Regions from separate parts of the Mus musculus genome. Here region 1 is linked to region 2. Evidence: chromatin loops called from intact Hi-C (ENCODE). Cell type or tissue: heart. All regions are shown on one strand. Links, peaks and the distances in the headings refer to the core of each region. The heading gives the core; the rest is flanking DNA.

Region 1 (8,330 bases), core at 261-8,260, 930 kb after region 2:
TGAAGCAGGCACTTGGGGGGATGTTTCGCTGAGAACAGACACATAGTGTTTCTCTGGAAGCTGTCTGGAAAAGAGCATGTGATGTTTTGCTGGGGCAGATGCTTGGAAGGGCAGGTAACGTTTGGGAAGGCTATAAATATAGCCCAGCAGACAGCGGATGATGCTGCACAGGCACTGGCTCACCTGGCCTTCCTTGCTGATCGTCGTTTGCTGTGACTTTGTAAAGAGAAATGTACCAAAGAATTTCCAGTGACTTCTTGCCACTTCTGTGTGGGCTCAGGCTGATTGGCAGGAGCCTTTCCGTCTCTCCTGGATAGAGCTGCTGATTCTGACTCATGTGAGCTGAGCTGCTGGTATCCTGACCACAGAGACTGGATTTGCCCCCAAAGAACTATTTCTAAACAGCTCCACATCCTTCTTTGCCCAGTTAACTTTTCCACTACCTCTGGTGGGCTAGAAGGGAGGTTAAACCATTTAACAACCCTTAGTAAAGTAGAGTTTGAAAAATCTAAGCCTACAGATAGCCTTTAAAAAGAACTATTTTGAGTATACTGTGGCTGTCTTCAGACTCACCAGAAGAGGGCATCCTATCCCATTACAGATGGTTGTGAGCCACCATGTGGTTGCTGGGAATTGAACTCTAGACCTCTGGAAGAGCAGTCAGTGCTCTTAAGTGCTGAGCCATCTCTCTAGCCCTACAGAGAACTTTTTGATATAATGAAATAGAAGGTGCCAACAGATTCAGGACTTTGGATGAACCTAAAATATAAGAAATAGATTTTGTTGATTTTTTTTTTTTAGTTGAGTGATAAGCAGTCTGCTTGTCTGGGGTTTCTATACTTTTGGTGAAGTAATTTGTCTAGAAGTACTTCTTTCTCAGGCTCATAGCACTTTCTTATAGCCAACCACAGCTTCTTTAAAAATACAAATTTCAGCTGGGTGTGGTGACGCAAACCTTCAATTCCAGCACTTAGAAGGCAGAGGCAAGTGGATCTCTCTGAGTTTGCGGCCAGCCTGATCTACAAATTGAGTCCAGGACAGCCAGGTCTCTGTTACACAAAGAGACCCTTTCTCAAAAAACCAAACCAAACCAAATCCCTGTACCTAGAGGGAACCGAATGGCCATTAGCACTAACATGGATATTCTGGGTTGGACAGGAACTAAAATGTTTATGATTGTTTTGGATCCAAGCACCCAAGTAACATGTCCAGCCTTTGCAGAGGTAGTGAGCGCCTAGATTTGGATTGTGGGGATTGGGCAGGGTTTCCTGGGGAACACGGAAGCATTCAGATGAATGCTTTAGGCCAATGCAAGATAGTGTGGCTTTCACATACGAATGTAGTGTAAGAATTTATATGCGAGCTGACAAGATGGCTTTGCCGGTGAAGGCCTACTATGCAAACTCAACGACTGAGTAAAATGCCCAATTGCCAGATGGTGGAAGGAGACAAAGACTCCCCCCAGTTGTCATCTTGACCTTCACACATGCACTGTGACAGGGGCATACATATCCATACCTATGCAAAAAAGTAAACAAATATGTAACCTTACACATTACAATGTAAAGTCCTCCCTGCCTGCTTAACATTAGATTGGTCTCAGTGGGTCAGAGAGGGAACAGAGAAGAAATGGTTTCTCTCTGTCTTACATTCCCTTGGCTCCAAGCCTGAGGGTCTAAAGCAGTGCTTCTCACCCTTCCTAATGTTGCCACCCTTTAGTACAGTTCCCCATCTGTGGTGACCCCCAACCATAAAACTTTTTTCATTGCTACTTCATAACTAATTTTGCTACCGTTTTGAATTGTACTATAAATGTCTATGTTCTTCAGTGATCTTAGGTGACCCCTGTGAAAGGGTCATTTTGCCCCCAAAGGGTTACTTCCCACAAGTTGATAATTGCTGGTCTAAATGTACTTAGAGACTAGAGCAAAGCCAGAGGCCGGCCTTCCGGAAGCTTGCTCAGCCATCTGGCAAGGTGCCTCCTCCACTTGGCTGCTCCCCACACCACAGGGTGTTAATGAACCCTCAACTGGAAGAAGATTTCTCTTGAGAAGTGAGCCAAGTGGAAACCACTCTTTTAACCTGTTGAAAGCTACACAGGGATTAGGGAAATGGCTCAGTGGGCTAAAGCACTTGCCAGTTCAGCCCTTGAGACTCTCCTGAAGAAGGACAGCAACCCTCCATGTGAATGACATGGTACATACTCTGACCCTCTGCACAAAGTGATTAATTAATTTAAAAAATTATCCTTGGGACTAGAGCGATGGCTCAGCGGTGAAGAGCACTTGTTCTTGAAAAGAGCTAGAATTCAACTTCTAGCTCTCACATGGTGGCTCACAACTCCATAACTCCAGTTCCAGAGCATATGATACCCGCGTTTGACCTCCAAGGGCACCAGCCATGCATGTAGCGCACAGACATACACACACAGGCAAAAACAAACAAACAAACAAACAAACAAACAAAACCTTATACACAAATAAATCTTGAACCAGGCATAATGGTGCATGTTTTTAATCCCAGCATGAAGGCAGATGGATGTCTGAGTTCAAAGCCAGCCTGGTCTACATAGCAAGTAGACAAGGATGGCCAGTACTACAAAGAGAGACTCTATCTCAAAACAAAACAAAACAAACAAAACAAAAAACAAACAAACAAAACAGTTGGGGGCTGGAGAGATGGCTCAGAGGTTAAGAGCACTGACTGCTCTTCCAGAGGTCCTGAGTTCAATTCCCAGAAACCACATGGTGGCTCACAACCATCTATAATGGGATCTGACACGGTCTTCTGGTGTATCTGATGACATCTATGGTGTACTCATATAAATAATAAACCTTAAAAAATCAAATATTAAAAAGTTTAAAGCTATGCAGATTCTGTTTTTATTTTGGTTTGGTGGCTGGAGATGATAGCATTTTTGTGTATAGTCCCAATCTGCCTTGAACTTTCTGGCCTATAATTCAGGAAGGATCCTCCTGCTTTCAAGTGTTGGGATTACAGATATGCACCACCACACCTGGTCTTATGTAATACCACTTTATCAATTGAGCTGTATCTCCAGCCCCTAGAGAATATATTTTTTTAAAAAAAGAATTATTTAGCCGGATGTGGTGGCGCATGCCTTTAATCCCAGCACTCGGGAGGCAGAGGCAGGCGGATTTCTGAGTTCGAGGCCAGCCTGGTCTACAAAGTGAGTTCCAGGACAGCCAGGGCTATACAGAGAAACCCTGTCTCGAAAAACCAAATTAAAAAAAAAAAAGAATTATTTTATATAAAAAAGTACACTGTAGCTGGCTTCATACACACATCAGATCCAATTACAGATAGTTGTGAGCCACCAAGTGGTTGCTGGGAATTGAACTCAGGACCTCTGGAAGAGCAGTCAATGTGCTCTTAACCACTGAGGCATCTCTCAGCCCTGAGAATATATTCTTTATAAAATTTTCTTTCAGGAGTTTGGGAGATAGTTCAGTTGATAAAGAGCTTGCCATACTAGCATGAAGACTCGAGTTTAATCCCTAGAACCTTCCTAAGAAGATAGGTACATATAATCTCAGTGCTTGGGGCTTGCTAGCTGGCCAATGTAGCCTTCCTGGTGAGTTCCAGATCTCAGAAAGAGAGAGAGAGAGAGAAACCTTGTTTCGAAAAACAAGGTAGATCACTCCTGGGAAATAACACCCAGGATTGACTTCACATGTGCACACACATAGCAAATAAAGTAAAACATGGATATCAAGTCTGTTCTGTAGATCACTTTGTCCCTTGTGATTCATTGTCCCAACACAATCTCTAACCTCGATTCCTAAGTGGAAAGGGTGGAATGTGGTATTGGTTTGTCTTGCCATTTGTTTAACAAGAGCCCAGTGATGCCCATTATGTACCAACTTGTATTTTAGGTGCAGTGGAAGGCAGAGCAGTGACTGAAATAGATCCCCTCAGAAAGGTGTCATATTTTACCGGAGACAGAAATGGTAAGAGCTGAAGAGATGGCTCAGTGGTAAAGAGCACTGACTGACTCTTCCAGAGGTCCTGAGTTCAATTCCTAGCAACCACATGGTGGCTCACAACCATTTGTAATGGGATTGGATACCCTCTTCTGGTGTGTCTGAAGATAGCTAGAGTGTACTCATATAAATAAAATGAATATTTAAAAAATTTTTAAAAAGTGAAATGCAGTTGGGCAGTGGTGGCACACGCCTTTAATCCCAGTACTTGGGAGGCAGAGGCAGGTGAATTTCTGAGTTGGAGGCGAGCCTGGTCTACAGGGTGAGTTCCAGGACAGCCAGGGCTATACAGAGAAACCCTGTCTAGAAAAAAGAGAGAGAGAGAGAGAAAGAAAGAAAGAAAGAAAGAAAGAAAGAAAGAAAGAAAGAAAGAAAGAAAGAAAGAAAGAAAGAAAGAAAGAAAGAAAGAAAGAAAGAAAGAAAGAAAGAAAGGAAGAAAGAAAGAAGGAAGAAAGGAAGAAGAAAGAAAGAAAGAAAGGAAGGAAGAAAGAAAGAAATGCATTAGTAAATTATACAGTTATTCACTGAGGAATAACTGAACCAAGACTTAAGGAGAATGACATCAGCACCTGGTCAGTACCTTCCCAGAAGAGAGGCCATGTGTCAAAGGCTCTGAGGAGGAGCAAGCAGGTGAAATTAGGCAAGTGCAGGATTTCAGTATGGTCAGAGGTCAGCTTCAAGGAAAACAGGAAATGATGTCAGGGGTGACAAGACTAGAGTCCATAAATTCTAGGGATCTCTGGCCTATCTGGATACCAGAAATGTAGAAAGGAACTCGTTTGAATGGGTGCAAAGCAGTAGAGGAGCTACCCTGGTCCCACCAAAATGTAACCAAACAAATAAATGTGCGGTTATAAGTTTTCCACTTATATGTAAACAGTGCCCTCTAGTGGCCTTATCTCTAGTAACACCAACAAAGTTCTCTGTAAAACATTCTATTCTCACACACATGTGTAAAGGTCAGAGGACAACTTCTGGAAGTTGGTTTTCTCCTCCCATTTGGGTCTTTATCAGCTCAGACATCTCGCCAGCCTCTTTGTAAAATATTGCACCTGGCAGTTGTGTGTAAAAAGCTGGTTCTTCATACCATGTTGACTGCTATCTTTTCATTAAGTGAGCCACTCTGGTATGTGAAACAGAACAAGAATTCTTGCAAAAGTACAGTTTTTTATGCCCTCCTTTGTTTGGAGTAATGACACAGAGACGTGGCATATTTAGGAAAATCTTCAGGCACTAACTTGGGCAGATTTCAAGCTATTCTAACCTGACTATGCTGGCCTGACCTACTTCTGAGCCACATAGCCTGTTACCTGCCATCTTACTCCAATTCTCTGTCTTCATTCATGTCCTGATAGAACTCTCCACCTTCTACCTGAGACCCCCTCTCTCTCTTTGTCCAGGCACAGAAATCCCACCTTATCCTCTCTCTCTCCTTCCCAGCTATAGGCTAGTCAGCTCTTTATTTAACCAATCAGGAGTTGATAGAGAACAATGTTTTACAAAATACTGAGTCATTCCAAAGTCTAGACTGCAGTCAGATCTCTGGGTACAGAAATCAGCACATGAATACACAGTGCACATGAGTACAATGCACATGAATCACAGTGCACATGAATCAAGTGCACATGAATACACAGTGCATGAAAACACCCCCAACAAATTCTGATCCATCACATTTTCCACCATGCTGGATTAATTCACATAAACCCATATAATATTTTATCTGACTTCTGAACAGTAAGTTGTGATTTTGTTTTGTCCTAACATGTCAGCTATCTTTGGGAAGACTTCATGATTTGGGGTTATAGAGAACAACACACAGGTCAATGTCTCCTTCAGAGTTAGTGCAACAAGGACAGCACCCAGAGTCCAGACAGTTTCTACTATTACTGTGTTCTTTTCCACCCGAACCCTAGTTCCAGAATAACAGCTCAGATGATTATCATTTATTTTTAAATGCCTAGGCCTTAAGCTCATAGCTCAGTTATCCAGTTTATATTATCCTATGTCTGTCACCTGGCTCGTTACCTCTCCTCAGCTTTATACGTCTGACTTCCTCCGAGTCCACGTAGTGAATCTCTTACACTTAACTCTTCCCCAGAGTTCCTCTCTCTCTGTCAGATGTCCCATCTTCTAATCATGCCTCAGCTTTTTATTGACAAGTGATACTTCCACAGAGTACATGAGATTATCCCTACATTCTACAGTTAAAGTGCTTTGTTTATTAGAAAGAAACTGGGTCAGGACATAGCTCTGCTTACCTACTGCCAAGCCTGACAACCTGGATGCAATCTCTTGTGCCCCACGTGATGGAAGGACAGAACTGACTCCCACAAGTTGTCCTCTGATCTCTACACAGGTAGTGTCACAATGTGCCCACATGCGCACATACAGTAAGTACAATACAAATTCTTAGACAGAGGAATACAGAGCTGACTGAAGTAAAAATGCAAAATTTGTTACCGAGATCAAAGGTTGACTCAAATAGAACCCACCTACAGGATAGAAGCCTTAACTGTGTTAGGAATTCTTTCTTGTATGCACTCTTTGTGCGTGCTTTATTTGTTTCTGTGGTCTCCTTTGAAGAAACAGGCATAGAAGGGACTTACTGCTCTGCCTACAATGACTGGTCCTGATTACTGAGGAGAACAGGGGACTAAGGAAGTGTCTGGAAAACAGGCTGTCCCATAGAATGTTTAAAGACAATGGAAATGAGTTTGGTCACTGTATCGGGTAAAGACCCACAACCAGCTGAAGTGGCTTCTCTGGGAAAAGGGAATACAGAATGGGAAATGTAAGGCGGTGATTACAAATGCCAGGTGCTGGGCCTGGGAGATGGCACTGTAGATAAATGCACTTGCCATGAGTTCAATATTTGGGATCCACACGATGGAAGCAGAGAGCCAACTTCCAAAAGTCCTTCGACTTCCACACACAAGAGGAACTTGTATATACCCACAAAGAGACAACACACACACACACAAAATAAATAAAATGTAATTTAAGTTTTATTTGTTATTTTTTTTTTTTTTGAGACAGGGTTTCTCTGTGTAGTCCTGGCTGTCCTAGACCTGTCTTGTAGACCAGGCTGGCTTCGAATTCAGCCATCTGCCTGCTTCTGCCTCCCAAGTGCTGGAATTAAAGCGTGCACCACCACAGCCTCAGCTATTAATCTAAAAATTTTAATGAACTGTTATTTTTAATTTCTTCCTCCCCACCCACTCCTCCTCTGTCTCTCTCTCTCCATTCCTCTGTCACTCTTTCTGTGTGAGTGCAGATGCCTGCAGAATCCCCAAGAAAGTGTCAAGAGTTACAGGCAGTTATGAACATTTGATGTGGGAACTGAGAATCTAACTTGGGTCCTCTTTCAGAGCAGTAGGCACTCTGAACAGTGCCTACTGTGGGTGCCAGAGTATCAGATACCCTGAGACTAGAGTTGTGAGCTGCTATGTGGATGCTGGAAACTGAACCCCCTGGTTCTCTACCAGATAAGCCAGGGCTGTTAACCCCTGATCTATCTTTCCAGTCCTTCTTCAGCATTTCCTGTGTTACGACTGTAAAGAATATGATTTTTATTGGAAAGTGTTGTAGGCAGTAGAAAGAGGGAGTGCCTCAGCCGCACCTCCCATAGCACTGTCCCCTCCCTTGGTATTCAAACTGGAAGAACGGTTTGGAGTGTTTTCCTTCTGTAGCTCCGTAGCGTCCCTTGTGGCCACGCCTCCGAAGGGTCGGCCCCGCGTGGCCCCGCCTCCAGTCCCCTCCTCACCCTCGTGACCCCGCCTTTCCAGTCTCAGCCCCGCCCCTCCCCCTTAACCCCGCCCCCCGCGGTCGGTGGCTGACCTGAGCGGTCGCCCTCCTCCGCGATGGCCGCGCCGGTGACGCGGCAGGTCAGCGGCTGCGCAGGCCGGGTCCCGAGCCCGGCTGGCTCGGTCACAGAGCGCGGGCAGCCGCTAGCGGCCGCCGTAGCGGAGCTGCCCGTGCTGGACGCGTCTGGGAGACGGGTGACGTTCGGAGCGCTGTTCCGAGAGCGGCGAGCCGTGGTGGTGTTTGTGAGGGTGAGCACGGGTAGGGCGGGAGGGGAAGTGCCTCTCGTTGGCCGCCCAGATCCTGGGCCGCGGCGGGTGCAGCACCTCGCCTGGAACCGACCGCCCGGACCTTCTGGAACCTGGCTGCTACCTTGTTGACGTGCTCTTCTGCATGGTTGCCTTTCAGCATTTCTTGTGTTACGTCTGTAAAGAATATGTCGAAGATCTGGCCAAAATCCCCAAGAGCGTCCTCCGAGTAAGTTTCCCGAGTGAGCAACAGCGGCCGATGCAGTGGGGGTGA
Region 2 (8,330 bases), core at 256-8,255:
TGCAAACAAAAATTAGATAACTGACATTGAGGTACATGGTTTTGTGAGAATATTATAATTATAGCTATACTTAAAGGACTGATATTTGACACTCTTGCTTTTCCTTAGTGCTTCCAGAACATATTAAAATTTCCTCAGAGGCATAGTTGTATCAGCTTGCACATGAAAATTACCTTTCATGCCGAGCGGTGGTGGCACATGCCTTTAATCCCAGCACTTGGGAGGCAGAGACAGGCGGATTTCTGAGTTTGAGGCCAGCCTAGTGTACAAAGTAAGTTCCAGGACAGCCAGGGCTACACAGAGAAACCCTGTCTCAAAAAACCAAAAACCAAAAACCAAACCAAAAACAACCCCCCACCCCCCCCAAAAAAGAAAATTACCTTTCATGACTTTTAGAACTTTGACATTGTTCTTCAATATGATGATCTTCCCAATTGTAGCCTAAAACACAGTACCAAAAAAACGAATGAGAGACTATTGGAAATTAGACAAAATTCAAGTTCCTGTGAATTCTCATAGCAATGAACCTGATTTATTCACATCAATCTTCCTTGTTTTCAATTGAAAGGGCAGAAGTTCATCAATAACCAAGAAACATTTGTTCTCTTATTTTGAAAAGCAAGAGAAAATTCACAGTCCTACCTATAGCAATGAGGTTCCAGTAGGTCTCCAGCATCACGTCTTTGTAGAGATTCATCTGGGAAGGATCCAGCAAATCCCACTCTTCTTTAGTGAAGTTCACATGCACATCATCATAAGTCACTGAATCCTAAAATATCCCATAAATGTGTACAACACAAAGCATGATACTGACATCACTGTAAAGTAAATGTACACTTCCTCCACAATATATCCATATATTTCTGGTGCTTCCTCCACTGATTTCTTCACACAGGAGTTATAATCTAATCATCCTGTCATTTTAGAAGGAACTTGAAATATAGTGTTCACCTGTGTTGCTTTTGCACCTTTTGAATAGGAGAAATTAAAAAAAGAACTTAAATAAGGTTTAAACAGTTACAAATGGAGAGATGAAAATACTAGTAATATAAATGTTGATCATAAATAAGCAACATAGGGCCGGAGAAATAGCTCAACAGTGAAAAGCTCTTGCTGGTCTTCCACATAATGGTGGTCAATTTCTAGCATTTATGTGGAGACCAACAACAAACTGTTACTTCAAGATCAGGAGTTATGCCGGGCGTGGTGGTGTACGCCTTTAATCCCAGCATTTGGGAGGCAGAGGCAGGAGGATTTCTGAGTTCAAGGCCAGCCTGGTCTACAGAGTGAGTTCCAGGACAGCCAGGGCTACAACAGAGAAACCCTGTCTCAAAAAAAAACCAAAAACCAAAAAAAAAAAAAAACCCCCAAAAAACCCCCAAAAAAACCAAACCAACCAACCAAACAAACAAACAAAAAAGATCAGGAGTTATGAGGCCGTCTTCCAAAAACACTAAAGATGAATACACACATGATATTCATATTCATGCACACAGGCAAAATGCTTCTATTTAAAAATTTCAGAACAAACACAAGAGTTAGGCAGAATGTCACACACCTAGAGTCCAATGACTCTGAAACCTCAGGTAGTACTGATGTATGAACATGAGCATATGCCATCCTGAGAAATATTGTATCATCTATATAAGTGGCCAAATTTTAAAATTAAAGATGTGGATTAAGAGCTACACAAAAACATATACTTATTCGACAAAAATATATCAGGTAGCTTATATGGTTTCTATACCTACTATCAGGACAGAAAGGGCTCCACAGAGAAATTTTGTCTTAAAAAAACAAAAACAAAAGAATAAAGTAAAAATATAAAACAACGAGGCTTCCAAAATAGCTTATCATTAAATCGCAAATGTTTATACTTTTAAAGATTTATTTATTTTCTGTAGGTGAGTCTTCAGACACACAAGAGGAGGGCATCAGATTCCATTACAGATGGCTGCGAGCCACTATGTGGTTGCTGGGAATTGAACTCAGGACCTCTGGAAGATCAGTCAGTACCCTTAACCACTGAGTAAACTCTTCAGCCCCAAATGTTTATACTTTTGTGAATACCTCTTGTGTATCTTATGTGATATAGGGACAGAGTTCAAATGGTGAATATATGGGAGCATGAGAAGAAAGCCAAAGGATTAAACTAATCCACAACACAGTAGACACACACACACACAAAACTCTGTCCTGTCTAAAAGAAATGCAGGGGCAAAGACGGATCAAAGACAGAGGGAATGGCCAATGAAAACTCGCCCAACTAGGGACCCTTCCCATGGGCTAGCACCAATCCATGACAGAATTAGTGATATTCCACACAGGAGTCTTGCATAACTGTCTATTGAGAGGCTCAACCCAGTAGCTGACTGAAACAGATGCAGAGAACCACAATCAAACACTGAATAGATCTTGGAGACTCTTATGGAAGAGTTGGGGGAAGGATTGAAGGCCCTAAAGAAGATAGGAACTCCACAGTAAGACCAACTGACTCAACTCTCCTGGACCTGTGTGGACACTCAGAGTCTGAACCACCAATCAAACAGCATACACAGGTTGGACTAAGGCCCCTGGCACATTAGTAGCAGATGTACATTCTTCATGAGGGTCCTCCAACAACTGGAGCAGAGGCTGTCCTTAAAGCTGCTGCCTATCTTTGGAATCTGTTCCCTCACTGAGCTGCCATGTCTGGCCTCAGTGGGAGAGGATGCACTTCATCTACCAGAGACGTGACATACCACAGTGTGGGGATACTTATGGGCCCACACCTCTAAAAGGGGAAACAGAGGAGATTGGGAGGAGGGACTCTGTGAGGGCAAGGGACCTAGAGTTGGGACAGTGATCAGGGTTATAATGAATATATAACTTATTAGAGAAACAAACAAAAAAGCAAGAAAGCAATTTTATTTTTAACTCATACACACTATCATCTCCCCAAAACGAATCTGGAAAGGCTCCTCCTACAAGAACTTCCACAAGTTCCATCTTATCTAGAACTTTTTTTTTAAAAAATCAACTGCATTTAGACCCTGGACACTATAGGCTCATGTTCATCCTGTGATGAAAATGCATTCAGTCTACAGTGATCCTCATAGTGTGTAGGAGACCCTGCACTGTTCAATGTCTAAAGTCTCTTCTGACACTCAAGGCAATATTTGAAGGCCACATACAAAGGATGGACTGAGGCCCCCACCATATATGTAGTTTATGTGCTACTCAGTCTTCACGAGGGTCCCCCAACAATTGGAGTGGGGGATGACCCTTAAGCTGTTGCCTGTTTGTCCAAACTATTCCCCTAACTTGGCTGCCTTGTTTGACCTCAGTAGGAGAGGATGTGCCTAACCTGCAGATTTGACATGCCAAGGTTGAGGGATACTCAAGTGGTTCCCACCCTCCCTGGGAAGATAAAAAGGAGTCAGGTATGAGGGACTGTGTAATATGGAATGGGGAGGGGATAGCGATTAGAATGTAAATTGAATAAATAAATAAATGGGAAAAGTGAAGAAATACATGTAAATAGAATAAAAATATACAAATTAGTACATAATTTTTAGATTTTTGCCCTATTCAGTATTTCAGGGAAAAAGCTGAGTAGGAAAGATTTTTGGCCAAAATATCACACAAATGACCTCTAGCTAAATTTCTCACAAAGTCTATTTTCCACTGACATACTATAACCTGAACTTCCTCTGGCTGCAATACTGTCAACACTCCAATCTTCCAGGTCCTATGAGAGCAACCAATTAAGCTCCATGTACAGCTTTCTATGACTTTTGCCATCTCATTTTCTGATACTTTCCACACTCCTTCAAAAGAGAACATAGATTCTAACAACAAAATCTCATTTTGATACCATTTTTTTGGGTTGTTAATGTTCTAACTTGCTACTCTGCTGCTGTGATTGAATCCTGAGTAAAATCATCTCAGGTAATAAATGGTTGTTGTACATGGTTCTGTCAGATCACAGTCCATCATTCTGGAAAGTTAAAATAGAAACTAAAGGCAGAGAATGAAGGGGAAAAAAACGAAAAACGAAGGACAAACACTGTTTCCTGGCTTGCTTTCTTGCTTGGTCACTGTCACATTCCCACCTAGCTTCATCTAGCCCAGACCCACTTGCATAGGAATATTGACACCCTCAGTAGAAGAGCCTTCCCATATCAATCATCAACACTCTCTCTCATAGATACAGAAAGCAGGCATTCTGCTGAGCGCACACCCTCAATTATAAGGCTCCTTCAAATGACTGTAGCTCTGAAATGTTGAAAATTTAAGACAATTATAACACAGAGACAGTAATAAATGAGGAACTTGTAAAAGCCCAAAACCTGAGCTAACCATTACAGGAGGTCCTGACACCACAAGAGGGAGTTGGAGTTGGGGCTGAGTCAGGACAAAATGGGAAATGCAGCTAGCTCAGAGCAAGGAAGGATACACTGAAATGGGGAGTTCAGAGCCTGTGCTGCCCTGGGGTGAGCTGTCTTTAACCCTGGGTTCCTAGGCCAGTGAAACTAAAGAGATGGCTAAAACAGCAGGAAGGTAAACAGAGGAGCAGATTGCCCAACAGACCTTGAAATAAGACTGCTGGTCTAAGGAAGATATGGTAACTTTGTTGGAATGGATGAAGAACTTTCTATCTACTGACAGCTCCAAGTTCAAAACTACAGAGTCACATATGGCCTGGGAACAGAGTCAATCACATGGGGGATAAATGAGGTCTTTGTCCTTTCCAACCTGTAAAACAGGGTAGGGAGAGCTTGATTTTGCCCTGGATGCTGTCTTGAAGAGCTTTCCGTCATGGGCAGTGTAGGTCCTGGTCCTCTTGGTAAGGATTTAACTCCAAGGTGAGTAACTAAATTGATTGGGATGGAAAGTCTCTTCCTCTCAGTCACAGAATAGTAGTGTCACACACATAAAAGACAGCCACAAGGGGGAGGTAAAGGCCACCCAGCAGATTCCTCCATTTGCACAGAGTAGAAAATGAAGATAGATAGGATGGCAGCTGTAAATTTGCTCTAACCTTCCGAGCAATTACTACCACGGGCACACCGTCCCCTATACCAGACTCTGGAACATCTTCCAAGCCCTTTGTGGCTATGACTCTCCAGAGTATCATTGCAGTGGTGTTCCACATTCGCTTTGGTCATCTCCCTCCACAAATACTCAAGAAAAATCCAAAAACCAAAACACACAGAGAAAAATTTGACAGACAAGCCACTGACACAAAGAACAACAATGACTCATCTTTACAGTCAGCCTTTTGCGATGATATCATAAACAGCCAGGGCCTGGGGGTTGAGGGGGTGCCCTGGGGGAAGAGGGGGCTGCGAGGAGGGGGAGAAATACAAGGCAGGGATGCTGCAGAGGAGGGGGGTGCTCCTCCCTGCAGGCCTGGACCTGCAGGGAGCAGGATGGAGAGGACAGTGGAAAGGCACAACTGCAGCATCAAAGGATGGGGCAGGGGCAGGGGGTGCCAGGGTCACAGGCAGAGATTCAGGCCACTCTTGACCCCTCTGGTCACTCTCACCCCCGCCCCATCCTGCCCCGCAGCAGCTTCGGCCCCGCCCCAGCCCCCACCCCTGGCAAGGAGATTAGCCGGAACATTTTTAGACTCAGGCCAAAGCAGCTGCTCAGAGATGACCCCGAAGACCAGGCTTTTGACCCCTCAGGTCTCTTTAGAGTCACTCTCAGGTGTGCTGGTTGGAACACAGCTATCAGGGTTGGTGCACCTCTCTCCCCCTTCCTTCCTGGCAGTGACCCTGTGAGGTCACACTGTCCGCCGTGGCCACGCCCCCTAACCATCGCCACTCAGGTCCCTAACGGGGACACGGAGCCCACACGTGGCATTCACGAAACAGCCCTGGGACACCCGTGATTCCGCCCTACCCACCCCCGCGCCTGCCCGAAGTCCTGCGGAACCAGGACAGAAAAACGAAGTTGCAACCCCAGGCCAGCTCCACCAGCGCCTACAGCACTGCAGGGTCATTCCAGTCACCACCCAAGGAACGGTCACGCGTGCCCGGGCGGGGGTCCGAGTTCGGCGGGGTGGGAGTGGGGGGTCACAGAGTGTCTCTGGGATGGCGCGGTGCTCCCTGTCCACTGAGGTAACCTCTGACATCCCACGTGACCCTTGACCTGTTATTTGGAGCTGCCCTCACACTTGACCCCGATAACATACGTGAACTCCTAACCTGTGACCCCAACATCTATATTGCCTTGTGACCCCGACTGTACCGGTATACGCCTATCTTCCTCCTCTCACAGCCTCGGCCACTCCACGTCCTGGTCCCTCCCCCACCCACCGGCTAGGGATTCCCATGACCTCAGATGTCCTCCTGTGACGTCACAACCCCCCGCCCCCCCCCGTCTAGGCTTCCACATTGTCACTCACCTCTCTAGGTCCTGTTGTCGTCGTCGTCCTCCTCCGGCCTCGTGCTGGTCGGGCGCAGGCGGGGGCGCCAAGGGACAGCGCGTGGGCAGGGTCAGAGGTCGAGTGGTGGGGTGTTGCGGCATCGTGGGTGGCGGGGTCGGGAGACTCGGAGTCACGAGTGGTTCACGGTTAGAGAGGTCAAGGGTCTTGGGGTCGGGGCTCGCAGGGTGGGGTATTACGGGGTCACGGGTGATCGAGTCAGAGGTCGCAGGGTCGGGGGTCGCGTCCTGGATGCGCCGCAGCCGGTCCGGCAGAGCGCGGTGTGTATTGGGATCGCGGATCCAGCACAGGAACAGCTGGTACATCTTAATCTGCAGCCGAGGCTGCAGCGGCTTCCCAGGCGGCATGGCGGCGACGGAGGTGCGGGATGGGCCAACAGACTGGCCCGAAGACCCGGGACACGTCCGCGGACACACAGACACACAGACGAACACACGGACCCCGGAACAACCGCTAAGATCTGAGGCTTAAAAACCGCGCTCTGGTACTAGTGATCTATTCCGGCGCGGCGTGATGGCGTCACAACCCCGCGACCAAAACAAAACGGCCACGCTGAGCGATAACTTACAGGGCTGAGACTATAACCAGGCGGCGTTGCTTTCGGCTAAAGGGGATCAGTTCACAGGGTACTAAAAGCGGGCGCGCAGCGATTGCGTCACCAGGCGGGAAGACAACAAAGAGGCGGTGCTGACGGACCCGGGCCAAGGAGTGAACAAGGTGGCTGCTGTCAAGTTTCGAAACAGTCTCGGCAGCCCCCGTCAAGAATGCGGGCCAGCAGTGATGGCGTCACTGGCTTCATCCAAAACAAGGCGGTCGCGCAGATGAACAGGGCGTGTGAGGGTACTGTCAGGAGCTGCAGCAGAAACAACAAAAACAAGAGGGCAGGCCCACCGTGAGACTTGGGTGGCCGGTGACAGCACGGACTTGCTTCGTCACATAACAACCCCTAGCGGGCTCACCAGTCCAGGGGAGTAGCCGCGAGGTCGCCCTCGCAGTCTCCCGAGGAGCTCGCGATGGTGGGATTGAGGGGGAAACGAAGAGACTTGTACGCATGCGCACTTCCAAACTCAAAGGCCAGTCCCACAACCAGGCGGTTGGACATGCGCACTAGTGCCCACTCGCTGAGGGGACCGGGACACATGCGCACTGGGTTTTCCATGCTACTGAGGCAACTACATAGTGCGATCTTCCAGTTGGCATGCGCATTGGGTGAGTTGCACGGTGCTGAGTAGCACCTGCACACTGTGAAGATGCTGGCTGAGCCTCCCCACGCCCTCAGGAAATCTTAGTCACTGAAACAGAGGCAGGGGCCTGGCTCTCGTCACTCAACCCTGTCAGTCACAGTGACAGAGGGCAGGACCAGGCTCCTGTCAGTCACCACGCCTGTCAATCACTGTGACAGAGGGCAGGACCCGGTTCCAGTCAGTCACCACCACACCTTCCCCACCCTTCCACCAGTGCTTGCCCGGATCTGGCTCAGAATTGAGTAGGAGGTAGGTGGGGCGGGCAGGAGCTGAGGCACAGAAACAGTGTGATTACGGAGCTGAGGGAGGGGGATGGCTAACCTTCCCAGCAATTAATATCAGGGGCACACTGTCCCCTATACCAGGCTCTGGAACATTTTCCAAGCCCCTGTGGTTACAATTCGGCAGGGGTCCCACTGTACCAGGATTCCAAGTTCCAACTAAAGAGTCAACTCCTTCCAGGAAGACTCAAGAAAAATCCGAAAACCAAGGCAAAAAGTTACAATGCCAACCAAGTGCTTGCTGACAGGAGCCTGATATAGCTGTCTCCTGATAGGCTTTGCCAGTGCCTGGCAAATACAGAAGTGGATGCTCACAGCCATCCATTGGACTGAGCATAGAAGTCCCCATTGGAGGAGCTATAGAAAGGATCC

Evidence for each region. Peaks named below come from ENCODE experiments on the same cell type or tissue, not always from the same donor. Only the 100,000 strongest peaks of a DNase experiment are listed, where the experiment ranks them.
Region 1: a loop joins it to region 2, with 2.9 times the contacts of the local background. A loop is called at or near these places in 6 of 42 quality-filtered maps.

Annotation. Positions count from the first base shown.
Region 1 is chr13:64,312,222-64,320,551 of GRCm38, reverse strand. Prxl2c (peroxiredoxin like 2C) reads left to right here and starts at 7,842. Exons shown (of 6, transcript NM_025370.3): 1 at 7,842-8,059; 2 at 8,217-8,285. The coding sequence starts at 7,868. It overlaps Gm31128 (a long non-coding RNA gene), which reads left to right. Exons shown (of 3, transcript XR_382570.2): 3 at 3,897-4,002. In heart, for the core only: CTCF peaks have their summits at 577 (motif pointing right), 4,891 (motif pointing left) and 7,714; DNase peaks (open chromatin) are centred at 1,961 and 7,841; H3K4me3 peaks cover 991 bases; H3K27ac peaks cover 1,217 bases.
Region 2 is chr13:65,240,080-65,248,409 of GRCm38, reverse strand. It overlaps Gm36445 (predicted gene, 36445), which reads right to left and starts at 6,895. Exons shown (of 4, transcript NR_165655.1): 1 at 6,238-6,895; 2 at 643-769; 3 at 381-441. In heart, for the core only: a CTCF peak has its summit at 4,933 (motif pointing right); DNase peaks (open chromatin) are centred at 6,489, 7,109 and 7,529; H3K4me3 peaks cover 2,932 bases; H3K27ac peaks cover 2,404 bases.